Regions from separate parts of the Homo sapiens genome. Here regions 1, 2, 3 and 4 are each linked to region 5. The links are chromatin loops, found by intact Hi-C in ENCODE. Cell type or tissue: endothelial cell of umbilical vein. All regions are shown on one strand. Region 1 has its middle 32 kb from the start of UTP25. Region 2 has its middle 18 kb from the start of SERTAD4-AS1. Region 3 overlaps SYT14 (synaptotagmin 14). Region 4 overlaps SERTAD4 (SERTA domain containing 4). Region 5 overlaps HHAT (hedgehog acyltransferase).

Region 1 (5,000 bases), 510 kb before region 5:
TCTTAAAAGGACTAAGGGATGGCTCACACCTGTAAATCCAGTGTGTCCGGAATTGGTAGGTTCTTGGTCTCACTAACTTCAAGAATAAAGCCGCGGACCCTCGCCGTGAGTGTCACAGGTCTTAAAGGCTGCGTGTCTAGAGTCTGTTCCTTCTGAAGTTCGGATGCGTTTGGACTTTCTTCCTTCTGGTGGGTTCCTGGTCTCACTGGCTTCAAGAGTGAAGCTGCAGACCTTCGCGGTGTTACAGCTCACAAAAGCAGCATGCACCCAAAGAAGTGAAGAACAAAGATTCCACACCAGGACAGAGTACGAGGAGATGCCACTGCTGGCTCCAGCAGCCTGCTTTTATTCTCTTATCTGGCCCCACCCACATCCTGCTGATTGGTCCATTTTACAGAGAGCCGATTGGTCTGTTTTACAAAGAGCTGATTGGTCCGTTTTGACAGGGTGTTGATTGGTGCGTTTACAATCCCTAAGCTAGACACAGAAGTTCTCCAAGTCCCCACTAGATTAGCTAGATACGGAGTGCTGATTGGTGTATTCACAATCCCTTAGCTAGACATAAAGAGTCTCCAAGTCCCCATCAGATTAGCTAGATACAGAGTGCCCATTAGTGCATCCACAAACCCTGAGGTAGACACAGGGTGCTGATTGGTGTGTTCACAAACCTTGAGCTAGATACAGAGTGCTGATTGGTGTATTTACAATCCCTTAGCTAGACATAAAGGTTCTCCAAGTTCCCCACTAGACTCAGGAGCCCAGCTGGCTTCACCTAGTGGATACCGCAGCGGGGCCGCAGGTGGAGCTGCCTGCCAGTCCTGCAGCGTGTGCCTGCACTCCTCAGCCCTTGGGCAGTAGATGGGACCAGGCGCCCTGGAGCAGGGGCCGGAGCTCCTCGGGGAGGCTTGGGCAGCGCAGGAGCCCACGGCGGGGGTGGGGGAGGCGGCTCAGGCATGGCCAGCTGTAAGTTCCGAGTCCTGCCCCGCGAGGAGGCAGCTGAGGCCCAAGAATTTGAGCGCAGCGCCAGCGGGCCGGCACTGCTGGGGGACCCAGGGCACCCTCCGCAGCTCCTGGCCTGGGTGCTAAGCCCCTCACTGCCCGGGGCGGCGGCGCCAGCCGGCCGCTGCAAGTGCGGGGCCAGCTGAGCCCACGCCCACCCGGAACTCGCGCTGGCCCGCAAGTGCGGCACGCAGCCCCGGTTCCCGCCCGCGCCGCTCCCTCCACACCTCCCGGCAAGCTGAGCGAGCCAGCTCCGGCCTCAGCCAGCCCAGAAAGGAGCTCCCACAGTGCAGCGGTGGGCTGAAGGGCTCCTCAAGCGCGGCCAGAGTGGGCGCCAAGGCCGAGGAGGCGCCCAGAGTGAGTAAGGGCTGCGAGGGCTGCCAGCACGCTCTCACCTCTCACCCAGGACTTTGGAGGCTGAGGTGGGTGGATTCCTTGAGGTCAGGAGTTCAAGACCAGCCTGGCCAACATGGCAAAACCCCATCTCTACTAAAAATACTGAAATTAGCTGGGTGTGGTGGTGGGCGCCTGTAATTCCAGCTTCTTGGTTGGTTGAAGCACAAGAATCTTTTGAACCCGGGAGGCAGAGGTTGCAGTGAGCCAAGAAGACCATGCCACTGCACTCCAGCCTGAGCAACAGAGGAAGACTGTGTCTCAAAAAAAAAAAAAAAAAAAAAAAGGACTAAGGGAGATGATAATATTTTCTTGGGGAGGGTTGTTATAAACATTAATTGAGTTGTTTGTGTGCCATCCTTCTGGATGCCAAGTCTCTGTCGCCCAGGTTGGAGTGCAGTGGTGCGATCTCGGCTCACTGCAAGCTCTGCCTCCCAGGTTCAGGCCATTCTCCTGCCTTGGCCTCCCGAGTAGCTGGGACTACAGGCGCCCGCCACCACGCCCGGCTAATTTTTTTTTTTTTGTATTTTTAGTAGAGACGGGGTTTCACCGTGTTAGCCAGGATGGTCTCAATCTCCTGACCTCGTGATCCTCCCGCCTCGGCCTCCCAAAGTGCTGCGATTACTTACAGGCGTGAGCCACCGCGCGCGGCCACCACCAAGTGACATTCTGAAGGAGAATTCAAGCAACCTGAAAAGCATAACGTCTCATATGTCAGGATCATTTAAGGCATATTTTTCACTCCTTTGCTGCCCCGTTTATCCTTGGTCCATTGAGGTTTGCCCAGAGAGATTAAATTCTTAGTGTCAGTACAAATAAAAATTAATTTTTTTTTCTTGAAACACACGCATGCACAGAGAAGCAGCATAAGAATGCGTGAGTACTGAAGCCAAGCTGCCTAGGTTCAAATCTTTGCTTTAATATTTTCTAGCTGCGTAACTTTTGGCAAATTCCTTAAACTCTCTGTACCTCAGTTGCTATCTGTAAAATGGGGATGGTCATCATAATACCTGTCTTCAGAGTTACAATAACTAAGTTACTTAATCCATGCAGGGCACTTAGAACAAGACCAGACCTTCTTTTCCACGTTACAAAGATTAGTAAAATTTTAGAAAATTAACTGTTATTTTGTATTATTCTTACTTATATGCCTCATACTCTTCAAAGGAAAGAAAAGAGATTTTGAGAGAGAATGGTTCAGAAAAACAGCTGTAGGGATCTTTTTTACTTAGCAAATTCCAACTCTTAGGGGTGAGGGCGCTTATGCGTTAGGAACACCAGGTGGCGCTGTAAACAAGTACAGTAAGGAGATCTGCACCTCCCCTCGGGTGCCGGCCTTGGGCTGTGGGGCTTGTGCCTGGCAGCTCTCAGAGCTGGAGAAGACAGAGACCTAGGCCTCTTTTTTTTATTTTATTTTATTTAACAATTTAAATACATAGGAAATTAAGAAATTCAAAGAGTTACAAACAACTGTGATAGAATTTGTTTATAAGTTAACACATTAAAATGATTTCATAATCGTGTATTTATTTCAGGAAATAATTTTATGGAATAGTGAACATTACCTTTTAAGAAATGGAAAATCTCCAATAGGTTCTATGGCATATTTAAACTCACAACTAATTTCTTAAAAACTAACTTAACAAACTCTAAATGATAATAACTGTGAGTAGCTTCATTTGGTTATTCATAACCCAATTCACAACCAAATTTACATATATGAGGCCCAAGCCCAACAGCCCCCTGGCTCCCCATCACCACACTCTGGCTACACCTTTCTGCAGAGAAGAGATTGACCATAATCCCTTTAGAATTGTGGTTTCTTGTCTAACCTTTTTCCAGAGGGGTTAGAGTTTTTCTCAGAGACGGGGAGATTTTCTCTACTGGGTACTTCCCTAACTTCTTTTCCATCCACTGCCCCCAGGCCTAGGTTGTCACTTCCTTCCTTCTTGAGACTATCCACTCCCGTACCTAGGCCAGGGTGGATGTCCTCACACTTGCCCTTTGGTCCTCCTCTTGGGAACAGTACTTCCCATGCCAAAAGACATCAGGAAATCATGGGGAAAGATAGGTGAATTAATATTTATGGAACACCTACTGTGGGCCAGGCACTGTTGTGGGTGCTTGATGTACATCAGTCATCTCACAACAACCCTTAAAAGCCAGCTGATTGCTTATCACCATATAGCAGGGGAAAAACATGCTTAGAGAAATTGGGCAGGTCTCCCAAAGTTAAACAACTGGCTAGTGGCCAATGCCACATGTTTTTTTCTGAATCCCCATGTGATTGAATCCAGTGGAGAGGGAGGTCAGGACCAGCCACTCAGATGGAGATGAGTCTGCAAGGGAATTTCTCCCTTTCCATCTGTGTCCGAGTCTTGTCAGTTTTATCAACCCACTGCCTCAAACGTGAGCTCACCTCTCTAACTTCCTTCCCACAGCTTTGCTTAGTTCAGACCTTCATTAGTCTTCATGGCATAATCTACACTTTACAAACTGATAAACTAGGCTTTTAATCTCAGCTTTACCTTTTACTCCCAGTAAGTTACCTTTGCTTACCTCAGTTTCCTTATTTGTAAGGTAGAGATGATTATGTCTTTCTTGAGTGGTATTGTAAGGATGAAATGAAACCACATACATTAGAAAAGAAAAAGAGTCTCCTTCTCTCCCTTTTCCTTGGTCTGAGCATTGATTTATCCATTCTGTGAATATGTACTGAGCACCCACGATGTGCTAGAAATTATTTTAGGCACTTAGGACACAGCAATGAATGAGGCACACATATTTCCTGCACTCATAGAGTTAGAGTGCATAGTGTAGACAGAAAAGAAAGAATTAGAGGCTAGATAAAAGTACAATTTCAGATGGTGCTAAATGTTGGAAGAGAATAAAACAGGGTCAGGTAATAGAGATCTTTGACCATCCTGTTTCCTTTGTCCAGAATGCCCAATCACTACTCCTCCCCTGCTGAACTTCTCCTCTCTCAAGGCCCCCTTCAAATGATAATCTCTGTGAAATCATCACAGCTCGCTATGAACTTTAATCGTGCCCTCCTCTAGACTTTCCCACTGGTTGTCTAAATCCACCTGCGAGGCTGAGGACATTCACTCATATCTTACTCATTGTTTCATTCTGCACACCTTTGTCCCACCCTCAAGCAAAGCTCCACGAATATACTGAAGAGGAAAACTGACACTGTAACCCCAAAGAACTACCTGATACCTTGGTTTGCGAGTGGCAAATCCGAGAGTGAGGAGAAAGGGGACAGGCATCCTGGTACCTCCAGATGGGGACAAAGGAACAAACTTCCAAACAAAATGAACCATTCCCCTGGGATGTGTATGTGTTTGTGTGTGCACACACCCATGTGCTCATGACTGTGTGTGGTGTGTGTGCCTGTCTGTCATAGAGGCAGGGATGAAGACTGATAGGCGGGAAAATCTAAATCTAGCAGGAGGGATACTAGTTCTTTTGTTTGTTTTTTTCCTAAAAGGCTTTAGAAGCCTTCCTGCAAAAGGCTGGATTTCTGGGAGCCACTTAAATGAAGGCATTTTGCATATGAAGGACATGCAGAGTCTGAGTATGGTCACCCGCCCCTCACTGCCCGC
Region 2 (5,000 bases), 120 kb before region 5:
CTATCTGACTGGGCTAGGATCTCATGATTGGCAACATTAGTTGCCATTTGAGCCAGCTGAGAGAGGCAGTGGGAAGCCAGGACACCTCAGCCTGCCCAGGGAGGTCTAGGCTGGCCATCTCTAAACCTTTGTCCTCTCAGAGTTTGGAAAACCAGCAGCTGGAGTAGATATTTTTATTTCCCAATCAGTAGAATTTTAACCAGTTAAGATGATCAATTAGAATTCTCAACCAGCCCAATCTTGACCTAGCTGGTTTTAGGCAAGATGACTTAATGCACAAGGGACATCTCTATCTAGAGATGGTATTGGTCCCTGCACAGAAAGAACTCTTAAAGAAATTCTGGGGCCATTTATCTGGGTGTTTTAAGTGATGAATAAAGAAATACATACTAGGAAGAATCCTGGGATGGAATTTGTACGAATTAATTGATTTCTAACACTTGTTCTTATTATAGATCCAACAAAGCTTACCTCAATCTTTTAAAAATGTCCTGTTTAGGCCAGGCACGATGGTGCACACCTTAATCCCAGCACTTTGGGAGGCCGAGGCAGGAGGATCGCTTGAAACCGGGAGGTGGGGGTTGCAGTGAGCCTGCAGTCCCCACCACTCTGGAGGCTGAGGCATGAGAATCGCTTGAACCCCAGAAGCAGAGGTTGCAGTGAGCTGAGATTGCGCCACTGCACTATAGCCTGGGTGACAGAGCAAAGAGCAAGAATCTGTCCAAAAAATAAATAAATAAATAAAAGAAGAAGAAAGCAAAAAGAAAGAAAGAAGAAGAAAAAGAACAAATCATAACTCTTCATTTATTTGCTTAGAGTCAATCTATTGTATTGATTTCTGGTCAAATGACTGCTGTTTCTTAACCACAAGATTATAACCAACTTAGTGGTGAGAACTAGATTAGGAGTTAGGAAACAGAGTCTTGCCCAGGTTTGCCACTCACTAGCTGTCTAACCATGAACAAGCTCCTTCACTTCTCTGGATCTTGATTTTCCATCTGTCAAATGATGAGGCTGGATTCAAAGGGCCTCTAAAAGATTGTTCCCTTCTAACCTTCTCTTCTGATTCTAACAATTCCTGATTCTAACAATCAGGGATCTTTCTGAAGATGTTCACTTGAGTTTTCTGCATGTCACCCTTTCCTTTCCTTCCCTTCCCCAGAATGCCTTTTTTCCCTCCCAGTGAAACTGAGAAACTGCTTCTGGATCTTTCTTTAAGAACACATCTCTGAGTTTTCCTGTCCCAAATGATTGTTTTCTGCATATGGCGGCTAATCTATTGTCTTCTGTAATATACATTCCTCCGGATAGGCCATGCTTCCCCATTCTCACTGCAGTTCCTCTGCCCCTCCCCCTGGAGTGCTCCTGCCCCCGCCTCCTTTAGCCGATTAGCTCCACACACCCGGAGCCAGCCAGGCACAACGCGGCTCCCCCTGGCACAAGACTGTCCTCGCCTTCAAGCAACCAGCCTGTCTGCACCATGCAGGCAGGAGATCCGTGAACCCTCTTCTCTCTCATTCTTATGCGTAATAAAATAGCGGACTTTCCCCCTTCTTTTTATGAAGACAGTTCTTGCAGCTGTGACTATAACTGTTTTTTTTTTTTTTTTAAATACCAGCCAAGATTATGGTCCCATAACCCAATTAGTGTCATTTGGTTGTGGTCCAAGGGCTTCCCCTGCACGAGTTTTAATTTGGGGATCCCCGGAGGCTGCACTCCACATCTGTAGCCGGCCTGTTCTTCCTCTCCCCTTATTTGCTCGAGGTTTATGGGAGGATTAGCTGTGTGGTCTGGGAGGCGGCTGCTTCTCTTTCATCCTCACGGCTCTCGAGCCGCGGAGGAGCCTTTTACTTTTCATCATCAAGCCCTGGCACCTGGAGGGCGGGCAGCCCTAGCGACTGGAATGAATCAGAGGATGCCCTGCAGGCCCCGGGGGGCGCGGCCCTGCAAGCATGGGGGAGGGGAGGACGGGGGAAAGGCTGCTTATTGGGCTGCTCAGCACCCGGCCAGACTGCGCTGTGCTGGGACGGCGAGGGGGTGGTGAGGAGGGCAGCCGCAGTGTGAGGTGGCCCCCCCCCGCCCCGCCCCCACTCCCTGGCTGGCGAGGGCTGGCAAGGGCTCCGGGCGCTCATTGTGCAGGCAGCTGGCACCAGCTGGGAAGGGGAATTAGCATAACAAAGAGCCGGAGCGAGCGCGGCGCGGCCCGGCGGGGGCTCTGCCGAGCGCCCCGGGCTCGGAGGAGCCGCGCTGTCAGCGGCTGTGGCGCGCTCGGGCCTCCTGGCCTGAGACCCTCGGAGCAGCGGGGCCCGGCCCCCAGCGGGCGCGCTCTGTCTGGGTTCCGGCCGCAGGACTCGCCCGGAGAATGCAGTGGGTGTGGGTGTGTCCGGGACAGCGTGAATGGGCGTGGGTGTGTGTGTTCGGGTGAGTGTGGGTGCCCGTGTGTCCAAGCGTGCGTGTAACCGTGTCCCTGGGCGTGGGAATGCGGGTGTGAAGGGGTCACCTGCACACGGGTGGGGACCCGCCAGCCCTCTTCCCTTCCGCCCCAGGAAGGCCTCTTTGTTTATTTCTTTCCGGAGACCGCGGTGGTTCTTCAATCACCAGTTCTCAATCCTGATTGCACCTCGGAGCCCCCTTCGGGAGCTTTTACAAAACCCTCAGGCCTGAGCCCTACCCCAGAGGCTCGCGATGAATTGGACTCTGCTGAGGCCCCCAGCGGATGTTTCTTCAGACGTCCGCGTGGATTCCGACATGCGGCGTGGTTGGGAACCGCCGAGTACCCACTCCCACTGTCCCCAGCCCTGCTGCCGACCCTGGACGCCAGCGAGCGCCAAGGAGACCGGGGCCGGCTTGGCCTCGGGTTTAGGGCCTGGAAGCTTATCCTTCGCCTTCACTGGTTGAGGTCAAGTGCACATTCCCCCGACACTAGCGCTGGGTCTTAGGCTACCGACTGGGCAACCTCACCTCCATTATTGCATCTAAGCCTTACAGCAGCCCCATGGGAAAAAAGCTGTCGTGAAACGAAGCTCAGTTGAGTGTCACAAAGGGTCACAAAGCTAGGTATTCGACCCACCGAATTGGAGTCCAGGGCTATGGGACTCCAAAGTCCACGTTCTTTCCACTGTAATATTTAAAAATAAAAATTAAACAACTAAATCAAAAACCACCGCTGCTTTTCAAGTGCTGCCAAGACCTCAAGCTGACCAGGTCCCTGGAAAAACCCTGGGAGGACTCTGGAGGAGGCGGGGTTAGGGTGTAGCAAGACTCCTGACCCCAGAAGGTAGATACGGCCTAGACGACGTCACTAGAAATTGCCCGGGGCGTCTTCTCTCCAGCAACCTTCTGCACCGCCTTCCACCTGGGTAGTCTCCCTCCCCGTCCCGGCCCTTCCAGGCTCCAGCTCCCCACCCCCTCCCTACAGGAAGGAAATGTGACAGCACAAGCCGTTCGCCATCACCCAGGAGCTGTCAGCAGCTGCGCAGCCCGGGGCGGGAGAGAGCACCGCGGTCAGAGACCCGGGGACCGGGGAGCTGCACCACCGCGTTCCGGGCCCCGCGCCTGGGCTTCGCCTCGCTGCACCGCGCCTGCTTGCTCCTAGCGGGAGCCCAGAGTCTCCGAGTCTCCTCAACAGCTTCGCGACAGGAGTCTCTTGCCTCAGCTGCCTGAGCAGTCCTCCTGGAGAGGGAGGAGAGGAGGATGAAATGAGCTCTGGGCTCTGCTAGCCCCAGACTCCCCCATTACCCAGAGGTGTGGGTTTCCACGAGTGCAGGCTCCAACCAGCGCCTTAGCATCACCAAGCTCCAGAGGGCCCTGGGCTTCTGAGGCCACCCAGGCCCACCCACCCTTCTCACAGCAGGGGAGATAAAGGTCCAGGGAGGTGAAGTGACTGGAGGTTTCATGGCCTCCTGACTGCCTGCCCAGCTTTACTCTGGCTGCACCAGACCCTTTAACAGGCAAACCTGTCAGTGCTTACTTACCGGGGACATTTTCTACAGAGAGAACCTCAGTGCTGGGGAAAGGAGTAACTATAGGCTTGCAGGCAGCATCTGCCCACAAGGTGCCCTGGAGAGAGGGAAAAGTTGGAAACCCTGGGCCCCCAGCCTGAGCACTACCCAGTTTGAGTTTCTGGGGCCTGATGGGGCTGGTGGTGGCTGCTGTTGTTATTATTAAGAGTTCAGAATTCTCGTAGGTTCTAACAACTGTGTTCATTCTCAATAAATGGTTTCTTAATAATCGTTTTAATTAGCAAAAAGGCTGTCTTATTAAAGCTAATTAAAGGCAATTTGGGAACCTTATTTTCATACAATCATAAAATTAGAGAAACAAGAGGCAGGAGAAATGGGAAAAGTCTCAGCTTTTCTGCAGAGGGGGCAGGGAGGAGCTGGGGAGACCCTACCTCCAAGCCAGGCATGCAGAATGCCAGTGCCCAAGGGGGTGGACTGGAGCTCCTAGATTTGGGTGTGGCCTCAGGCAGTGCTGGGGACCAACTGCTGAGAGGGATACTCTGTTCACATCCTCCAACTGGAGTCTCAGAGTCACCTGAACTCCTCCCTCTGCTCTCACACAATTAGTCAATTCTCTCCCTCTAGCTATCTTTACATTGAAAAAGAAGGTGCTACTATTGCACCTCTGCCATTGCACCTGGCAGCCATAACCTAGGTGGTTTAGCATCCATCAGGTGCCTTAGCATCACCAAGCTCCACAGGGGCCCAGACTTCTGAGCACCCAGGGTTATCTACCCTTCTCACAGCAGGGGAGATTAAGGTCCACCGAGGTGAAGTCCACAGCCTCAGCCCTGCCCAGGGTGCCCCCTAAGTCCCCAAGCATTTCCACTCCATCCATTCTGTAGCTGATCATCCTAAATCACCAGGCAAACAGGAATACTTTACCTCCCAGGTTTGACTTTCAATGCCCTCCAGACCTCAGCCCAGGCTACATGCCCAGCCCCACCTTCTGCTCCCTGGGGGGAACCTTCTGCTCCAGCCACTTCTGTCCTCTCAATG
Region 3 (5,000 bases), 230 kb before region 5:
TAAAGATTTACTACTATGTTTTCTTCTAGTAGTTTTATGGTTTTAGCTCTTAAATTTAGGACTATGATCCATTTGAGTTGATTTTTTAATACGGTGTGAGGGAGAGGTCCAAATTAATTCTTTTACATGTGGATATCCAGTTGTCCCAACAATTTGTTGAAAAAAAATCTTTTTTTCATTTATTTGTGTTGGCACCCTTGTTGAAAATGAATTGCCCATAAATGTAAGTTTTTATTTCTGAACTGTCAATTATAGTTCGTTAATCTATTTGTCTATCCTTCTGCCAGTACCACACTTTCTTGATTATTGAAGCTTTATAATCAGTTTTAAAATTGGGAAGTGTGAGTCCTCCAACCTTGTTATTGTTTTTCAAGATTGTCTTGGCTATTCTGGGTCCCTTGCACTTACATATGAATTTTAGGACACTTAAATTTTAGGATTGACTTCTTTGTTTCTGCAAAAAAAAAAAAAAAAAAGAAGGCCATAGCAATTTTGATAGGGATCGCATCAAATCTGTTTGATCCGTACTTTGGGCTACATTACTGTCTTAACAATTTAAGTCTTCCAGTCCATTAGCATGAGATGTCTTTTCATTTATTTAGGACTTCTTTGATTTCTTTCAAAAGTGTCTTGTAACTTTCGTGTAATACAAATTTTACAGTTTTGTTAAATACATTCCTAAGTATTCTATTCATATTGAGGCTATTGTGAATGGAATTGTTTTCTTAATTTTTTGTTTTCTAATTGTTCATTGCTAGTGTAAAGAGATAAAATTGATTTTCATATATTGATCACAAATCCTGAAGCTTTGCTGAGCATATTCATTAGTTCTAGTAGTTATTTTCTTCATGTGCATTTTAGGATTTACTGCATAGGAGATCATGTCATCTGTGAATAGAGGTAGTTCTGATTCTTCACTTCCAATCTGAATGCCTTGACAAAGACATTCTCCTAGACTAGTCGCCCCCATAGTTTATTGTTGCTGTTTGTTGTTGTCATTCCTCTTTGATGACTTTCTTGGTTTTTGTAAAGTCTATATTATTGTCATGTGCATCTCAGTTAACATTAGTGGTCAGCTCAGCTAACAACTGGACAGAGATTTCATTAAGTCTTTGCTGAGGGGTTCTGTGTATATTGAGCCATGCTTTCAATGCTCCAAGAGTCAGTTTACAACTGTGCCTTAACTTTCACTTTCTGCATGCACAGAGCAGCAAGATCAGCTAGAGGTAAGAGACTAGGACCTTCTCAAGTTTTTTCTGGGCATGCACATAGCTTTGCACATGTGTGTAGACTGCTAGATTTCCAGAAATGCCTTAGAACTTTTCAGAGATCCCTATTAACATCTCATTCCCTAGATTTTGCTCTTATTTTTTCATTGGCCAGAGCCAGTACTGCTTCTTTGGTGACTGCCATGTTAAACACTTGCCACTGATTGTTTCCAACAGATGTTCTAAGGATATAGTTCTTATCAATCTGAGTCAAGTAAAATCAAAACAAAGCCTGAGAATGGAACTTTTCACAGAACTGTGAGACAAGTGAAGTAATGTCATTTCTCTGAAGATGGGGCTCCTGGGCACTCCAAACCCATTCTTCCCCCCTCCAGCATCTATGAGGCTGTTGGATTTCACAGTTGCAAGTGTTGGCTTTCAACACTACCAGGGAACTGGGGAGAGGGTAATGGGAATAGGGTATATTTAAAATGCCACAAACCTTGGTAGTTCTCACAGTATTGAGCCATTTTTCTTGAATAAACACTCCTTGGAGTGTTGCAGGCCTTTAGTTAGTTCAGAGTTCTGAAAAAGTTTTTTTTGACAATGTTTGCCAGTGTTCATGTTGCTTTTATAGAGGAGCAGACTTTCAGAGGTCCTTACTTCACCATTCTGCCTGTAAGGGTGTTTGAGTAGAGGTGTGTCCCCACCAAAGCCAGGTGTATGGAAGTCTAGTTTACCAGTGTCTGATGTCCATATGCTGGCATGGAGATTGGTGAACTGTAGTGTGATGAGCTGATCCAAAATGGCCATTCAGTTAAGGAAAACTAAGAACGTTACCAGAAAAAAGATACAAGGCCAAAAGTTCAAAGATTTAAAAGTAAGTAACAGATTGAGCTGACATGGAGGATGACCTGATTGAGCATAGGAGACCTCTCCTGTGCCTGCTCTCTGCACCCCTTCCTCCCCCATTTCCCACTGTTTGCATTCACGGCAGACTACACAGATAATAGTGTAGAAGAAGCATCAGAATGGGGAAAAGATAACTAAGATGAAATTGCATTATGGAAATATAGTGATCTATTTTTAAAACACTTATGTGTTAGCTCACGTAATCTTATCACTTGAGAGGACATGAACATGAATCTCTGTTTTATAACGGAGAAAAATGAGACTTTCAGTAGATCAATTACTTCCCAGGCTTAGGGCTAGCAACAGGTAGAACTACTCCTAGCTCTTTTGATTTGTCAAGTACTTTTTGCACTATTAGATAATAACACTCTATTAGAGGAGTTTTAGTAGTAAGGAAGAGCCTATTTTGAGATACTATCCGGAGGAAAAATCACCAGTGTATATCTGGTTGGTCATGTGAGATTAAAAAAGAGAAGATGCCCAAAAGTTGGAAAAGGTAATGCATTAGAAGTGTAATTTTAAAACATTGCAGCTAGCCAAAAAACAAGTGCCATTCTAATGTAGGGAAATAAAGATCAAGTTGCTATTAATTCGGTGAAAGAATCAGGGAAATAATTACTGAATATTTAATCTTAGCCAGAAATGTCTATATTTTGCTAATTTTTCACCATGTGTCAGCAGCACTGTAAACAATAGCAATTACAATAGTTACTTGGAATTGGATATCTAAATTTGTTAAATATTACACAGTTGGGAGTATATTATATTCATTTGCTCCCGTTTGTTTATATTTTAATATCTTGAAAAATGTCATATATTATTTAGCGCTATATTCAATATTTTACCATCTATATTATTACTGTCCACCAGACTACTAGAGAGTTACTTAAGTGTAATACTGTAAGTTTTGACTTAAGTGAAGACTCAAAATATTTTGGAGAAACTGGGTCGGCAGGGGGCAGCACAGTCTTACAATGTATAAAATGTGGTCATTTGAATGACCATTCAGAAATAAGATATAAAGATAGTGTAGTTCATGGCTTTTCAAGCTTTTCAAGCATTCAGACCCTTTATTTCAAATGAAATATTATTTATAACTCAAAAAAGTAAGGCAGAGAAAAGTGATATTTTACTAACAAATCTTATTTTATAATATTTACTTGTAACATCTGTTAATACTGAAAATGATAGGGTTGTTTTGATGAACAAAAAATTGAGAATAAAATTTTCTAGAGGGTACTGTTACTATATTATTTTTATAGATGAGGAAATTGAGTCTCAAGGAACTTTTAAAACATGTCCAAGGTCACGCAGATGGCAAAAAGTTAGAGCTTATTCATAAACTCAACTGTCTTACTCCAAAGCACAGGCACCTACAGTTATGCAATTGCTGCTAATACGTTTTCATCTTGCTGCAGCTCTGAAATCCAGTGCAATGTATTTCTTTTGTTTTAATTATACATTTTAGAGAAAACTCTGATTCATATAGATAAGGAGTTACAAATGATAACTTTGACAGCTTGCTCTTTAAACTTCAAATATTCTCAATTAAACAGAAATGACAGGTAAATCTTTAGTCCAAGATACAAATAATAATACATTAAATTTATTTGCAATACAATGTGTTCCCTAATATATTAACAAGTGATATAACTATTAAGGAAGTAGACATAGTTATTTCACCTTTTTTAGATAACTGAAGTATGGAGATGCTAAATACCTTACTAAAGTCACGGTCCTGTAACAGACCCCCGTAAATCTGACTGCAAAGTTTCCTTTCCTTACGAGTACACTATATTGCCTCTATTATATTACTCATTTATATACTCGTATTGTTCTTATTTTAATTTTTAAATAGTTAAAATTATATTTTTAAAATGAAATTCAATAGATTTCACTAACCACTGTTGGAAAACCAATAGTCTATGGATAATTATAATCCAAAACATGGAAGACACTTAGAAATCATTTGGGGCTGTTATATTAATAATTTAATTTATTTCTATTTAGTTTTCTAATAATAAAAACATTTATATTAAAAACAGATTCAAATCATCTCATTTAAAACAAATTCATTAAAGGGAACATATAACATAATTGGATATATCAACTTGTGTAGGAATAACTGATTCTAACACTCTATATGCTGAGTGACCAATTTAAAAAGCTCACACTTCCCCCAGGTGTAAATGTGAGAGCATTTCTGGGATACGGAGTCTTTAGCAACCCAATATGTGTCAGCAGTGACTCAGATATCTCAGAGAAAGAAGCTTTTTGAAATTTTCAGAAATGTGATAGACTAGTAAGAAATCAAGGAAGTCAGCTACATTAATTTTGAAGCACAATGTGTAGTTCTTAGTATGCGCTAAAGGTCTGTAGGTTAGAAAAATCTTACATGATTACTACAACTATAACGTGTCTAGATCAGTAAGATTGATTATAATAAAACATTTTTAAGTCTATGTTTTGCTACAGGGTAAAAAATTGCAATTTTTTGCTCAGGATATAAAATGTGCACAAAGCAAGTATTATCTCAAGTAAAGACTTATCTATCACTAGCACAGCTAAGTAAGTTGTGATCCCTGCTCAAGCACTCAGTCATGCAGCATATTTGGCCTTATTTTTTGAAGATGTATATCTGAGCATGTTACTCCCCAGTTCAAAATGCCTCTCTTGCTTCCATTACTTGTAGAGTAGGTCCAACTTTTCTTACCACCGCATTTCATGTCTTTCATGATTTATTATTTTCATTCAGCAATATTTATTAAGTGCCTGCTGAATGATAGGCACTGTACTAATTTGAGGACATACAAAGATGAATAAAACAAAAGTTCTGCCCTGAAGGGACTCACAGTCTAGTGGGAAAGACAGACAAAGCAA
Region 4 (5,000 bases), 130 kb before region 5:
ATTGCTGGGTACCAAACACTATGGGAGGCTGACAGCTACGGAGGCCCAAGCCCCCCAGGGCCAGCACAAGCTCCTTTGCAGGGAGACCGGGGAGCTGGTCCCCCACTGGCAGGTATTGCCCTTGACCTGCGCCCATCCCCCCCACCCCTCGCTGCCCTTTGCAGCCAGCCTGGTGGACAGGAGGTGGTGTCTGGGGTGCCCCTCTGAGCCAGGAGAGCTAAAGCTCCAGGGACTTCCCGGGCTGCCTGTGCGCCTCTCATAAGTGAGTCCAGAGCTCCAGAGAGAGGACCAGAGGTGATATTTAAATTGCATTCAAACCTGTGTCTACCCATGCTGCTTTTTGAATATAAGTCATGTGTCTGTATTTTTAAGAGGGCCAAACCAGATATTGAAACTCTGAGTTTGGGTTTTGGTTTTCTACCCTGTGGAACTGTATGGTTCTCTCACAACTATGAAAGCTCTGGTGGGCTCAACAATGACACCTTTATCCCATGAGATATAAAGGAATCTGCACTTTGGGCCAGCAGCTATGAGCTTCTTTTCTTTGTTAACCCATTTATGCCCAGTGTTCCATTATTGGAACGCTAAGCTTGTGGAAGTTATTTATATCCTACTGCTCAAGGTCATCACCAAGGTCTGACTTTTCAAACACAAAAAAATTTGCAACCTATGGCATAAATGGGTAAAGCACACAATTGGTTTTAGGATTGTAGGAAAAAAATTTAAAGCCAAGAAAATAGAAGTATGTTCTTCCTGATTCTTTCTTCTTATAGTTTAAGTTCCTTTGGATTTTTTTGCAGTATTAGCTATTTTTAAAAGAAACTAAAATATAAAACAAGTACTCAATGAAGTCTGTTTTGCTAAAAAAGATTAAAAACTGTGGTCTTCATGGTTGGCATACTACATTTTGGAGAGTGAAAAGGACATTAGTTACCCAAAATTTTAACTCAAATTTTAAAAATTTGAATTTTGTATTTTGAAAAAAAGGAATGCTATAATCCCAATGTGCAGATAACCATTTGTTCACTAACCTAAAGCCAATAAGATTTCAAAGTTGTTTGGTTATCAGTGGTTACAGTTAAAGATGTATACATCTTTAACAGTGGTGCTATGTTGTCATGAATTTAATTAAACAATTTAAATAAATACTAATATATTTTAGAGAAATTACACTCCTCCCCTTTATGAATGTTGCAGTTTCCTTTTGCATAGAATTAAGATTCTGCATATTTATTAAATGCTAAAATATGTGATTTTCCTCTATAATTGCCTAGAAATCTTTTCCTAGCCTGGGTCACAGGATTCCATATGATAGCAACTATTAAGACAAATGTTTATTTTTAATCACCACATGTACAGACAAATATGTAGCCAAGTTATCCTCTAGAAGGAAAGGAAACGAAAGTATTTTGTTTGGAGAACCTCTGGCAAACCGCATGTCATTTGTCATATCTGATTTATTACCACAGGATCACATTACAGGGGAATTTCAAATCCTATAACAACATCCAAGATCACATACTTTAAGAGGAAGTATGTGGAAGAAGAGGATTTTCACCCACCACTCAGCAGCTGTAGCCATAAAGTATGTTTTTTTAATAGTCATTATTTTTATTAAGAGTTTAAGATACTTAGTAACAGTTGCTTGATCCACTTCCAGGAATTAAATTGTTTCACCCAAGCAATGAAAATGAGCCACTTCTCAGTGGAGCCTCATTAATCGTTGTCGCTTTTTTGGGTCCTGTGTTATTTTTCACAAGTACTTGAAGAAAAAGCTGGCAAGAGCTATTCTACCCAGAAATGTCAAAATTATGTAATCCAAGGAATTTTTTTTAACGTATGATTTAATATTTCTCAGACTGTGTTTTGGGTTATGGTTCTTCCACACTTTTGTGTGTGGGGAATGCGCTCGTTCTTTCCTGTCATGTTCTCCCCAGTCTGAGTTCTGGCTCCTGCAGCCAATGCTACTTCCCTGTGTGTCCACATGGGGGTGGTTACACAGGGCTTTTCCTGACCTCTTATGGGTAGACTCATCATCCTTGAATGTGTGTATACAAGTAGAAATATGCACTTCACTGGACATGGGTTACATATAAGTTTGTTGAAACATGGACTTCATTTCCAGGAAAAGACCAAAGCTAACTTTTTTGTAGGTATAGTTAAAAAAAAAAACAAGATGGGGAAATTGCATAGAATTATGAATCTGGGCATCTAAGCTTTTGAAATATCAGTTCATTTTTCTTTAGAGTTACCTTCCTTCAATAACTATCTGCTGATTTAATCAAGGCAGGTATAAGCACAGACCATAGTTGTCTGAAATGCAGAGAGGATTTTCAATTCTTCTTCCTCTCTGTCTCCTCTTGCCTTCCCCCTCTGCCACCTCATCCTTTAGATGTTGCTTTTACCTTGCTCATGAAAAGACAGCAGAATGCATTGGTAGGTACTGGGCTTTTCCCTGCATGTGTAGTCCCTGCCTTTGGTCAGTATGGGCTGGTTTAGTTCACAGCTCCTCAGGTTATGGTGCCAGTTTGCTTTTTTGATGGCCTGGAATAACTGGTCCCCAGGACACAAGCAGTTTATTTCCTTTTTAGTTTCTGTGTTGTGGTTGTAGCAGTTTCCCAGTTGCTACTGGATTTGCACCAACCATCGCATAGTGACAGTGTCACACAGCTCAGGAGTGAGCCCTCTCATTTCCTCTCGGCATCTCGTCTCCCACTCAGCTCCACAAGGAAGCCTACTTTGGTCCTTCAACTGACACATTCTGTCAGGGTCTGAGCCTCATTCATTAGTGTGTCCTCTTATCAAGCAAGGATAATTGCAAGTATGAAACCCAAAGGATTAAAAGAGGGACAGCATTAAAAGCCAAATCTCATGCTCCTTCTTGGCTAGACCAGGGTTTGAAGTATATTCATTATGACTTGCATTTTGGCATCATTTTAAAAACATGTATTGATGTACAATATATGAGTTATGTGTCTGTGTGTGTGTATTTGTATAGACACACATAAAAAAGTACAGGTATCACAGTACAGCTTGATGAATTTCATGAGGTCATGTAACTAACATCCAGGTCGAGAACCAAAACATAACTAGCAACCAGAATCTTCCTTCTGCCGGCTTCTAACACTACCCCTCGCCCCGCTCACCCCAACTCTGAAAGTACCTCCTCTCCTGACTTCTAATAGCTTAGATTAGTTTTGTGTTTCAGCATCTTCCTTATTGGGCCATAATAGATCAAACCACCTGAACTGTCCCTCCTGGGGCCTGCACTGTGGCTCGATTCCCTAGTGCTTGACCACACCAGTGAGTCAGGAAGTGGGTGGGTGCTCCAGCCAAGTGAGGAAAGGGAATATCAGCAGAATGGGGGACAGCCTCTCTAAATTAACCCTGCGGAACAAGACCACAACATGCCCAGACCCAGACAGTGCCAAGAAAGAAGTATGCTATGATGATGTTTTCATATAGTCCATTTTCTAAGCTTTCTCTCTTCCTTTTTCTGTTTGTTTTTTTCTTTTTTTTTTTTTTGGTTTGTAGACCATCTCAATTTTTGAGGAACGAGCCCACATCCTTTATATGTCCTTAGAAAAGCTAAAGTTTATCGATGATCCTGAAGTGTACCTCCGAAGATCTGTCCTTATAAACAATTTGATGAAAAGGATCCATGGAGAAATTATCATGCAGAATAACTGGTGCTTCCCTGCCTGCTCTTTCAATGGCACCTCTGCCCAAGAGTGGTTTATGGCTCAAGACTGCCCTTACCGAAAACGACCACGGATGGCCAAAGAGGAATGTGAAAAGTTTCATGCCTGCTGCTTTTACCAAGAATGTGGTGGCCACTACCTAAATTTACCCCTTTCTGTCAATGCTAATGTTGGAAGTGCCTCCACTGCTGCCTCCTCTCCCTCCGCCTCTTCTTCCTCCTCATCTTCCTCTTCCTCTCCCCCTTTGCCTTTACCGAGTTGTTCCCGCCAGGTGGATTTTGATGTAGGTAGTGCATCTATTTACAAGAGTGATGGCCAGATACCTGCCAATGAAATCTTTGTCACTAATGTCAGATCACTTGGTGTTCAGGAAAAGGCCAAATTAAATGATGAGAAAGCAAATGATGACACCAACAGAGATGGTGGCCCCCTCAGCCACGAACCTGTGGGAAATGACCTTGCTTTTGAGTGCAAAGGCCAATTTTATGATTATTTTGAGACCGGATATAATGAAAGAAACAATGTAAATGAATCTTGGAAAAAGTCCTTACGGAAAAAGGAGGCTTCACCACCAAGTAACAAACTGTGCTGCAGCAAAGGAAGTAAAATATGAGCCATCTTCTCACCGAACTTTGAAGCATGCACAGCATGATCAGTTAGCTCTCGTAAATTTTATTTTGAATGGATTTTGTAGTTTTGTACAACAGATAAAATTATGCCATGAACATGCCATGTCGTTTTAATGCCTGGAGAGCAGATTGCGTAAAACATCTGTATAGCAGGCATCAGCGAGCTTCTTATAAATGTGGTGATTTTTACCAAGGAAACGATTGACTTAATGCTTAAAAGTATATCATAGTTTTCTTACGGAAAAGATCAGTAGATGAGATTGGGGGACAATGTGCCCTTGCAATATTTCCATTGCCCCCCAAGGAGCCTGTCACTAGCTAAGAAATTTCTACATGTTTGCCAGTTAATTAGGGAGTTATTTGGTAAGCAAATCAATATAACCAGCAAAGATACCTGCTTCTTCTATATGATACAATATTTTTTTTAAATAAAAGACTAAAGACAGGGAGCTAGATGAAATGGCTTAATGGTGCTGTTAAGTATTTGTACCTAACAGTCTTGTGTGACAGATGAAAATAGGATGTAACATAATGAAACACACCTGTCTAGGGGCGGCAATCAACAGTCTTACACAGAGAGGGTATTCCCTGCAAGTTTCTGGCTTGCCTGTGATGGGTGATGAGGCTTTTAGAGAGGTGTTATACAGGGCGATTTTTGGTGCCTTACTTT
Region 5 (5,000 bases):
CTCACCAGAGTTTACACACATGAAACAAAGCAAACGTTGCCAAGAGATCAATGTTCCTTTATAAGAAGTCCCCAACCCCAGTGGGCATATTCACCTCAATTCAGCAAACATTATCAAGAGTCTACTAATGTTTGAGGGAGTTCGATGCAAAGATGAAGACATTCCCACTGTTGAGAATGGTGAGAAATTTCTCAGTCACAAACCAGTCAGCTTACAAGTCAGTGCTTACTGCCTGCTTTCTGATCTGGGTTGTGATAATGCTGTGGGTTAAGGAATTAAGAGGCATTATTTCTCTACTCAACAAGTTTATACTCTATTTGAGAATTCCAGGAGGACACCCCTAGCTTTAATATGGCTGATGTGTGAAGTATTTAACAAGGGCCAGAGCTGTACACAGCCAGGACAATTGGCCCTGCTCGTGGGTCCTGCCTGAAAGCTGGCCCTGGCATGCCATTTAACAAAGTGTTTTCCATATGTATGATTGTCCCTAGTCGGTGTAGCCAAAAATTGCTGGGAGAGTTTCTAGCCTTGGAATGATCAGAGAAGACTCTCTGGAATAGGTGGATTGGAGCTGAGTCTTGAATAGAAGTACTATGTTTTGAACTGACCCAAGCCTATTTTGTTGTTTAACAAAAATAAAGTTCTTTGGTTTTACTCTTGGTAACTTCTGTCACTTGGAGATGGACAGGAGTTAAATGTCTTCTCTCCCACAACCTTGCCACCAAGTGGTATGTTAAACAGTGAAGGTGTCTAACTGAATTCTCCTACAAGTACAAACATTCATTAGGTAGGGAAGTACAAAACCATCATTGAACTTGTTCCTGAAAGCTTGTGAAGCCTCTATTGTCTGTCTTTAGGTACTCCAACAAGCATCTTGCACGGAAGTTCCTTCTGAGGCTGGTGCAATTCTATTCTGCTGGCTGAAGCAGTTACCCTTCTAGTCTGATTAGAGGATAGAGCCTTATTAAAGCAAAGGACACAGACCAAGAGAGTGTTAGACTTTCAGTGCTTTGGGTGCTGGGCTCAAGGGAGGTGTTTTTTTTTTTTTTTGTGATCCTTCTGGCTCAGCCTCCCAAAGTGTTGGGATTACAGGCGTGAGCCACTGTACCTGGCCTCAAGGGATTCTTACATACATGCTTCATTATTACAAGGGTATCAGAGCCTGAGAAAAATTTTAATCCATCACATATTGAGCACCATGCTTTTCATTACTAAAATATTTATTTCTAACATTCCTTATGCTAGTAAACTTTCAGGTGCAGCTTTAGGTACCATGTTGGAATTATTTGAATTGTAGTCATGTCTGGGAGTAGATTTCTGATTAGAATCCTTCAAATGCTAACTCACTCTTTGTGGACTCCTCATTTGGATACTTTCAATGTTAAGAACTGTCCTTAGAGGTGGATTAAAGTTAATTTACACACAAACATGGAAGTGCTGTAACATGATTCAGACTTATATAAGTGCCATAACAAGACTCAGAGAGAAAGGGGGACGGGATTATTCCAGCCTAGGGCAGGTTGAATAGTGGCGGGATCTGAAATTTGGGGGGAGGTATGGGGAAGTGGGAAGGAGGGAAAACATTTCCTTCTCTCAGTACATTTCCTAAAAGTGGTGCCTGTCAGCATTCTTAAAAAGGTTATTACCTTTTAAAATCATGACATGACAGTTGATAAGCCTTTGTTAAAAAGAAATTAAGCAGCAGCAGCAAGGTAAGAGCGAGATCACAGGGGCACGTGGGAGAAGATGTAAAGTGGGGTGTCTTTGTGTGGGGAACTGACTGATGCTACTTTCAGGGATGACAATAGCTGCCGAAAAGTTCGAGATGGATGAAGGTTTGTTATTCCATCATGATTTTGCTCCCAGGTTTAATGAAAGCAAAGCTCAGGTCAAATTCTATCTGGCATGTGTACGTTTATTAAACACTTACTAGGCAAGCAGTGGAAACCAGTTTACACCAAGCTGATCAGTGGAATTGATGGAGTCCTTTAAGGAGCTTGCATCACCACCTTGCATTGAATTTGTTACTAGGTAGATAGATAATAGAATGTTATCTAGAGAAGGATGGATTTGGGGCTTTTTTGCAGACAGGCAACCAGAAATTCTCCCAACTATGTGGCTGAGTTTAGGATCTTAAAGGCCATCACTTAAGGGGGAGTCTCCAAATTGTCTAAGCCAGTCTGTGTCTCCAATGTTAATGTTGCTAATTAGCAAGTCAGATGTCACCAGGGAAAGTTACACAGACTTTTATCATGCAAGTATTCAGACCTTTGACATGGAAAACAAGAGTTAACTGTCTTTGCAAGTTCTGTTACACAATGTTTAAACAAACAGTGACAATGAATCACTTAAGCCTAAAGTTGCACCATAATGTTTTCCTCTTTAAGTCTTTTTTTATAAAACATGATCTGCCTCCCCAGGGCAAGGCTTACAAAAAATTAGCTTATAACTGATTTGTTTCTCTCCACGGAAATCTTTAGTAAAAGGCGAAAGATTTATTCGATCTGAAGAGAAACCAGTGTAATGCTACAAATTAGTTCAACTCATTGTTGCAGTAACCGCAACTCCTAGTACGCCGATGGTGCCTACAGTTCGCACAAAAAGAATTACTGCCTACAGTTTGCACAAAAAGAATTCTTTAATCTTCCCATAGTTAGAAATGTTGAGTCAAAAGAAATATTCTTTTAAGCTTTAAATAATTTACTATGTGCAGGGTACTATGGGTATGCAAATGAGATGTTGAGTCATCACCTTGAGATTCCACACCTTGTTATTCACCGGGTGCCTTTGGTGCTACCACTAGGGGGCGAAGTAGAGGCCATGCTAGCTGAGTTCTAAATCCCATCCTGGGTTAACCATGGAAACTCGTTTTAGCCCTTTTTGTATAATGGGACTTGGAGTACGATTTGTTATCTTTAGCATCATCTTATTTTGAAACAATTACACATTTACAGGAAGTTGCAGCAGTAGTACAGAGAGGCCTTGTGTACCTCTACCGAGCTTCCCCAGTGGGGAATCTTTTTTTTTTTTTTTTTAATCCCTTACTTTTAATTTTAGATTCCAGGGGTACATGTGCAAGTTTATTACCTGGGTATATTGTGTGACGCTGAGGTTGAGGGTATGAATGATCTTGTCACCCAGGTACTGAGCACAGTACCCAGTAGTTAGTTTTTCAGGCCTTACCAGTCCTCCCTGCCACCCCCCAGCAGTTCCTGGTGTCTGTTGTTGCTAACAGGAGAACCTGATGGTTAGCTCCCCAGTGGGGAATCTTCCATAGTGAACTCAAACCCAGGAACTTGACATTAGTACAACCCACAGACTTTAATCAGATTTCACCTGTTTTGCAAGCACTTACTTGTGTATATGTATATAGTTATATGTGGTTTTATCACATGTGTAGATTCATGTAAACACCAACATGACAAAGATACAGAACCTTGAAGAGCTACTCTGTGCTGCCTCTTTGATGGCCATACTCACCCTCCTCCTCTTCATCTCTAATCCCTGAAAAACCACAATGCTTTTAAATATATATGTATGTGTGTATGTGTATATACACACACACATTTAGGATTCTTATATCTTATTGGTGAGAAGATATTTTTATCATTCTGCAATGACCCTTTTTGACCCTGGTGATTTTCTTTCTCTGAAGTCTACTTTATCTGCCATTGGTAGAGCCACTCCCACTTTCTTTTGATTCATGTATGTATGCCATATCCTTTTTCATCTTTTAACTTTCCACCTCCCCATTTCATTATATTTAAAGTGAATTCCTGTGGACAGTCCAGAGTTGGGTCTTTTTTCTAGCAATCCATTCTGCCAAGCTCTGTCTTTTAATTGCTGTATTTAATTTGATTGGGGTTTATTCAGCTTCTTGAATTTGTAGGTTTATGCTTTTTGCCAAATTTGGAGATCTTTTTTTTTTGCCATTATTTCTTTGAACGTATTTTTAACCTCATATTTTTTCTTCTTTCCTTCTGGAAAATTTAATGACACCAATGTCAGATCTTTTGTTCTTATATCAAGGGTCTCTGAGGCTGTATTTTTTCAGTCAGTTTTCTCTCTCTTGTTCAGATTGGGTGATTTTTATTGACCTATCCTTAGGTTCAATAATTAAAAAAAAAAAAAAATCTCACTCTGTCATCCAGGCTGGAGTGCAGTGGCACAATCTTGGCTCACTGCAATCTCTGCCTCCCGGGTTCAAATGATTCTTCTAACCCTCCCAAGAAGCTGGGATTACAGGCATGTGCCACCATGCACAGCTAATTTTTTTTTTTTTTTTTTTTTTGTATTTTTACTAGATAGGGGGTTTTGCCATATCGGCCAGGCTGGTCTGGAACTCCTGGCCTCAAGTGATCCACCTGCCTCGGCCTCCCAAAGTTCTGGGATTACAGGCATGAGCCACCACGCCTGGCTCAATAATTCTTTCTTATGTAATCTACTTTTGCTATTAAGCCCATCTAGTAAGTTATATATTAAGTATAATGCATTAATGTAAATGTTAATATTTATATCAACATTTACTTAATACTTAATTTTGTTTTGCTTATTGTCGTTCCTTAGGCCCTGAGCTCTCTAGCCAGTCTGCTCTTTTCACCATTCACAATCCCCTTACATTCGTTTTATATGTTACATCCAAGGGTTTTAGCTGTCGTTAGTGGAGGGATAGGGATAAATGTGTGTACTATATCTTGTCTGAAAGCAGACGTCTCTGTGTTGTAGCTTGTGTTTTAAAGTAAGTCTTAGGCATCATAAATGAGTTATTTTATTAATACGCAAATAGATTTCTGAAGAAAGATGGTGGAAGTAATGGACTGTGGGGGAAGGATGGGGCAGTGTGCCCTGAGGATGTGGTGAGCCTTGGTCTCGTTCTTCTCTGTCTCTATTCCCAGTCTCCCAGGCCCCTGGGCTGCCTGTGACGGCTGGTGGGTTCAGGGGTGCGCTGGGTGGGGAGGTGTCTCTTGGACAGCTTGGGCAGCTAATGGGCAAAGGGGACA

The links. Hi-C counts contacts between places; a loop is a spot of excess contacts. Peaks named below come from ENCODE experiments on the same cell type or tissue, not always from the same donor. Only the 100,000 strongest peaks of a DNase experiment are listed, where the experiment ranks them.
Region 1: a loop joins it to region 5, with 2.7 times the contacts of the local background. A loop is called at or near these places in 2 of 110 quality-filtered maps.
Region 2: it touches region 5 in a loop (8-fold over the local background); 2 of 110 quality-filtered maps call a loop at or near these places.
Region 3: it touches region 5 in a loop (6-fold over the local background); 3 of 110 quality-filtered maps call a loop at or near these places.
Region 4: a loop joins it to region 5, with 8 times the contacts of the local background. A loop is called at or near these places in 2 of 110 quality-filtered maps.

The regions. Positions count from the first base shown.
Region 1 is chr1:209,857,816-209,862,815 of GRCh38, forward strand. No RefSeq gene overlaps it. Among named protein-coding and RNA genes, the nearest start is that of UTP25, 32 kb to the left of the region's middle. In endothelial cell of umbilical vein, a CTCF peak has its summit at 2,678 (motif pointing right); a DNase peak (open chromatin) is centred at 2,676; H3K27me3 peaks cover 803 bases.
Region 2 is chr1:210,249,437-210,254,436 of GRCh38, forward strand. No RefSeq gene overlaps it. Among named protein-coding and RNA genes, the nearest start is that of SERTAD4-AS1, 18 kb to the left of the region's middle. RefSeq lists enhancers at 1,932-2,487, 3,043-3,597. In endothelial cell of umbilical vein, no CTCF peak of the experiment used is centred here; DNase peaks (open chromatin) are centred at 1,495 and 1,965; H3K4me3 peaks cover 1,173 bases; H3K27ac peaks cover 1,166 bases; H3K27me3 peaks cover 241 bases.
Region 3 is chr1:210,140,589-210,145,588 of GRCh38, forward strand. All of the region lies in intron 6 of SYT14 (synaptotagmin 14), which reads left to right. Among named protein-coding and RNA genes, the nearest start is that of SERTAD4, 90 kb to the right of the region's middle. In endothelial cell of umbilical vein, a CTCF peak has its summit at 3,088 (motif pointing right); a DNase peak (open chromatin) is centred at 3,053; H3K27me3 peaks cover 174 bases.
Region 4 is chr1:210,238,024-210,243,023 of GRCh38, forward strand. SERTAD4 (SERTA domain containing 4) reads left to right here. Exons shown (of 4, transcript NM_019605.5): 2 at 1-112; 3 at 1,470-1,585; 4 at 3,535-5,000. The coding sequence ends at 4,314. Among named protein-coding and RNA genes, the nearest start is that of SERTAD4-AS1, 6.6 kb to the left of the region's middle. RefSeq lists an enhancer at 123-633. In endothelial cell of umbilical vein, a CTCF peak has its summit at 1,982; DNase peaks (open chromatin) are centred at 1,468 and 1,968; H3K27ac peaks cover 1,374 bases.
Region 5 is chr1:210,371,746-210,376,745 of GRCh38, forward strand. The region is part of intron 3 of HHAT (hedgehog acyltransferase); the gene reads left to right. It also overlaps the pseudogene RNU5A-8P. Among named protein-coding and RNA genes, the nearest start is that of HHAT, 45 kb to the left of the region's middle. RefSeq lists enhancers at 1,303-2,215, 2,216-3,127 and a silencer at 2,803-2,892. In endothelial cell of umbilical vein, a CTCF peak has its summit at 2,799 (motif pointing right); a DNase peak (open chromatin) is centred at 2,516; H3K27ac peaks cover 491 bases.